Linked DNA regions of Homo sapiens: region 1 is linked to region 2. The links are chromatin loops, found by intact Hi-C in ENCODE. Cell type or tissue: endothelial cell of umbilical vein. All regions are shown on one strand.

Region 1 (2,500 bases), 180 kb after region 2:
CACCTTAATCCCAAACACAGGATCCCTTTAGAGCTGGCAGGCATTTCTGGGTTGCCGCAGACCCCACCACTCCCTATCACACTATTGCAGCTTGGATACTGCCGGCTTTTTTCTTGGTAACAGCCTCAGAGCCTCCATATGAGTGGTCGTCTCTGCCCAGATCACCATGAGGGGGACTGCTATTTAAAGCCAGCAGGTCCCTGCCTCAGTTTACCTGTCACTTCCCCAGGGCTGGGAAGCCTTCTTTGTGCCGGGACTGGCCAGTGCCGGGACTGGATCTGTCTCATTCATTGCTGTTTTACCACTCAATTCATTACACAATGAATCCTGGCCCTGAGGCTTGAAGGAGAGAGAGGCAGAGTCAGTGCCAGGTTGAATAAGCCACTTACTGGCCACACGTTCTGCAGAAGCTAGCTGGTGAACTTGCCAGGCACATCGCACTCCTCAAAGGGGGAGTCCCTCCCCGTTGCTGGTCCGAGGGATCTGGGTCTGAGAAATCCCTCTTCCTCCCCAGAACACACTGGCCAAGTCCAAGTCCAGCAAAGCTTAGGGCTTCTTCCCTGGGATCCTCAACCCCACAGGCCAATCCCACCCCTCAATCGTCCCGGTCTTTTCCATGCATGGTCCAAATTTCCTCCAGTGGAGCCACCAGGGCAAGGCCTTCCGCCTGCCAGACTTTCCCGGACTCCCCAGTTTATCACCCATCTTCCCGCACCTCCCTCAACCCTCCGCTCCTCTCTCCCTAACACCGGGCTGTCTCCTCACCTTCTCACACCTCCCAACCTCCCTACGCATTTTTCCCTTCCTTTAAGCAGTCCCCATCTCAAACACGCTCAGCTCTCTCCCTTCACCCCCACTTTGTCCCCTCACACCCCAACTCCCCCAGCTCTGCGCTCTTCACCCCCCTCCCTTCCCCGGGCTGCCCCTCCTGAGCACCTGGGAAGAAGAGGCGGGGCCCCCTCACCTGGCGGCCGCAGAGCAGCGGGGAAACGGCCCCTAGCGGCCGGGGAAGGAAGCGCAGCCCAGCCGGGCTCCCCTTCCAGCTGGTGCCTAACTAGGAATCCGCCTCCACTTAAACGCCCGCCTGCTGCTCAGGCTGGAACCCGGCGGCTTCCGGGATTCTCGCTTTCCTCCACTCCCCCGCTTTCTCCTGAGCGCCTACTGTGTGCCAGGATCTGTCCTAGGCTCCGGGTAGACAGCAGTGAACAAGAAACAAACATCCCTGGACTGGGGAGTTGGTATTCTAGTGAGGGAGATAGATAAATGAATGAAAACGAAACTAGGTCAGGATATGCTGTGGGGACTAGGAGTTCGAGACCAGCCTGGACAACATAGTGAGACCCCCCCCCCCCCAGTCTCTGGGACTGGAGAGAGATAAAGGGGAGAGGAGATCAAGGGAGTGAGGAGGGTGGGGGTGTTTGCAGTTTTCTTTTTTCTTTTTTTTGAGACAGAGTCTTGCTCTGTCGCCCAGGCTGGAGTGCAGAGGTGTGATCTCGGCTCACTGCAACCTCCACCTCCCGGGTTAGAGCGACTCTTGTGCCTCAGCCTCCTAAGTAGCCGGGATTACAGGCATGTGCCACCACACCCAGCTAATTTTTGTGTTTTGCATTTTCTTTTCTTTTTTCTTTTTTCTTTTTTTTTGTGACGGAGTCTCGCTCTGTCGCTCAGGCTGGAGTGCAGTGGCATGATCTCTGCTCACTGCAAGCTCCACCTCCCGGGTTCACGCCATTCTCCTGCCTCAGCCTCCCTAGTAGCTGGGACTACAGGCGCCCACCACCACGCCTGGCTAATTTTTTGTATTTTTAGTAGAGACGGGGTTTCACCGTGTTAGCCAGGATGGTCTCGAGCTCCTGACCTCGTGGTCTGCCCGCCTCGGCCTCCCAAAGTGCTGGGATTACAGGCGTGAGCCACCGCGCCCGGTCCTGTGTTTTGCATTTTCAATAGAGTGGTCAGGAGGTAACATATAAGCAGAGTTCAAGGAGGGTGCAAAGTAAGGGGTCCTGTTGACTCTGCCCCTAAGACATGCCGAAAACCTAACGTTTTCCCCCAGCATCCCGTTCTGGGCCTCCATCACCTGCCTCTCACCTGCATGACAGTGGTGATCACCTCACGAATCTCCTGGGTCCCTCTCAAATTGACTATATAATTTATTTATTTAGAGACCAGGTCTCGCTATGCTGCCCAGGCTGGTCTCGAACTCCTGGGCTCAAGCGATCCTCCCGCCTTGACCTCCCAAAGTGCTAGGATTACAGGCATGAGTCACTGCGCCCGGCTGACCTGTATAATTAAAAAATAATAATAATCTATAAATAATATATATTTTTTAAGAGATAGGAGTATCGCTCGGTCACCCAGGCTGGAGTGCAGTGTTGCAGTCATAGCTCACTGCAGTCTCTAACTCCCAGGCTCAAGTGATCCTCCCACTTCAGCCTCCCAGGTAACTGGGATTACAGGAGCACACCAGCATTCCTATCATTTTCTTTCCTTCCTTCCTCCCTTC
Region 2 (2,500 bases):
TCTAGAAATAATTTAAAAATTAGAAAAAAAAAATTAGCCAGGCATGATGGCACATGCCTGTAGTCCCAGCTACTCAGGAGGCTGAGGTGGGAGGATTGCTTGAGCCCAGGGAGTCAAGGCTGCAATAGCCACAGTCACACCACTGGGCTCCAGCCTGGGTGACGGAGCAGGACCCTGTCCCCCAACCCCCAACCCCCCCCAAAAAAAGGATATTAACTCAAGAGATCTTTTAAACAGGACATCAAGGTAGTCACAGGGAAGAGATTGTGTTCGACCAAAAGTGACTTTCTCTTTTCTCTTTAATCTTTTCTTTTTTTTGAGACAGGGTCTCGCTCCATTATTCAGGCTAGAGTGCAGTGGCTCCATCACAGCTCGCTGTAGCCCCCCCCTCCTGGGCTCAATTGATCCTCTCACCTCAGCCTCCCGAGTAGCTGGGACTACAGGCACACATGTCTAGCTAATTTTTTATTTTGGTAGAGTTGGGATTTCACCACATTGCCCAGGATGGTCTTGAACTTTTGGGCTCAAGTGATCCTCCCACCTCGGTCTTCCAAATTCGGTGCTGGGATTACAGACGTGAGCCACCACACCCAGCTGTTTTAGCCACGTTTAATGAGTCTGTGACCTTTGTCAGCCATCATGGAAACCCAGCATAATGTTGCATGCATGCCTAGTTGGTTCTCAAGTAGAATTTTGGAACATAATCTCTTCATAAATTAAGGGCTGGTTGTGTATTCACATTTTATGATATTTTATATTTCTTTTCTATTTTTATAATTATAATTCCCTTTCAACAGTTTTTCCTGATTAAAGATATTTTAGTAGCTGGCTTCTTTTTAAACTCTTTTTAAACTTTTTAAAGTTTTTAAACTTTAAATTTTAAGAAGCTTTTGTAATATGTGATTTGTCTGTTTATGCCTTATTTTGTTTGTTATTTTGAAGCAAACATAGGAAGTGGCTTACTGCCTTGTATAAAAAGATATCAGAGAACAGTGGAGTCATTTGGAAAAAGCGCAGTGGTAAAGTGGCTTCGGAAGTGATTTTTTCCCCTTATTTTCTGGCACAGTGCTTTCTAAGATGATGTTGCTCACTGTAGTTTTCTTTCACTTTTAAAGGCATGATGGTTCCAGGCAGGATAATCTTAAATGGTGATTTGTCATCTTTTTTTCCCCTTGCAGCATTGCTATGGCAACAAAAGAAAATATGACTTCACAGAGAGGAATGTTGAAGTCAATTCACAGCAAAATGAACACTTTGGCCAGTATCCTTTTTGAATGTTCGCAGTCTGTGTTTTGAGGGTAGAGGGGAGAAGTGTCTGTGTGTGCTTTTATAGGGGGCAGGTTGCCATCATCAGTAGCAGTAGAGCCCATCAGTAATTGCATAATATGAATATACTGTGCATTCCTACTTTGTGAAAGTTTATGCTCTTTAGTACCATTCCTAAAAGACTGCACCTCAGAAGTTTCTTACTACTAGATGTAGAAGAAAAAAATTATAAATGTGAATTTAAAAATTATCCACCAATTTCTTCTACATTTTAGAAAGCTTTTAAATTCATGTTAGAACTCCACACTATACATTATTCTTACCTAAACATGATAAATTATATGCCTTTGTTGTTTTTCCCATTTAGAGATAAGTCAGTGGCAGATGCTTGGAAGGGGGAAGGAAGGAGACAGCCACCCGTGCAGATGAGCTATAGCTACTGATGGAGTTTGTAACTCTATGCACAGGCTGAATTCTAGGATACATTCTCCACTTGTTTGTTGTAACCTCTACTTTAAAATGTTTCAGTTTTCTGTTTTAAATTAGGATTATTAATACTTCCCAGAAACCCACTAGGGAACCAGAAAAGCCTGGCACTCTGAGTCATTTCATTCAGCGAACCTCTGAAAAGACAAGCCTTCTAGGCAAAAAGCTTTCCTCCCCAACTGCCAAAGGGGGAGGAACCTAGAATTTTCAAAAGCTGAGTATCTTGTAGTCCTAGATAATTTGAGTTCACTTTTAGTTTGATATGTCTTTGCCTAAGGAAAAGACTCTCCTGATGTGTGCTGTTATTCTCCAGTCCACTGTGAATTTTGTTCTTGCCTTGTCACCCTAAGTATAAAACCACATGTCTAAAATCACATTTTAGATAGGGCTATAAAATTTACAGAGTGCTGTTATATACATTATCTCATTTTACTAAACTATGAACTCAATTGCCAGCCAGAAAAGCTGATCAGTGAATTTAAGAGTTTGTATTTAGTGAAACTTTTGAAACTTTGAAATAGAAGTGTGAGTCAGATAGCTGATGATTTAAAACACTAAAGCCTTTCTCAATTGTTCATTAGAATTTACCACCACTCTTCTTTGTGACCTCTTCTCTACTGCTCTGTAAGCATCTCTCCCATAAGTTCTCTCTCTCTTTTTTTTTTTTTTTTTTTTTTTTTTTTTAAGACAGAGTCTCACCCTGTTACCATCCAGGCTGGAGTACAGTGGCACGATCTCAGCTCACTGC

Evidence for each region. A loop is a pair of places that touch in the nucleus more often than their neighbours do. Peaks named below come from ENCODE experiments on the same cell type or tissue, not always from the same donor. Only the 100,000 strongest peaks of a DNase experiment are listed, where the experiment ranks them.
Region 1: a loop joins it to region 2, with 2.8 times the contacts of the local background. A loop is called at or near these places in 1 of 110 quality-filtered maps.

What each region holds. Positions count from the first base shown.
Region 1 is chr17:30,697,064-30,699,563 of GRCh38, forward strand. The region is part of intron 3 of LOC105371723 (a long non-coding RNA gene); the gene reads left to right. Among named protein-coding and RNA genes, the nearest start is that of CRLF3, 130 kb to the right of the region's middle. RefSeq lists an enhancer at 2,340-2,500. In endothelial cell of umbilical vein, CTCF peaks have their summits at 1,013 and 1,215; DNase peaks (open chromatin) are centred at 978 and 1,258; H3K4me3 peaks cover 292 bases.
Region 2 is chr17:30,518,761-30,521,260 of GRCh38, forward strand. GOSR1 (golgi SNAP receptor complex member 1) reads left to right here. Exons shown (of 9, transcript NM_001007025.2): 8 at 1,179-1,261. Among named protein-coding and RNA genes, the nearest start is that of GOSR1, 43 kb to the left of the region's middle. In endothelial cell of umbilical vein, no CTCF peak of the experiment used is centred here; a DNase peak (open chromatin) is centred at 1,141; H3K27ac peaks cover 1,703 bases.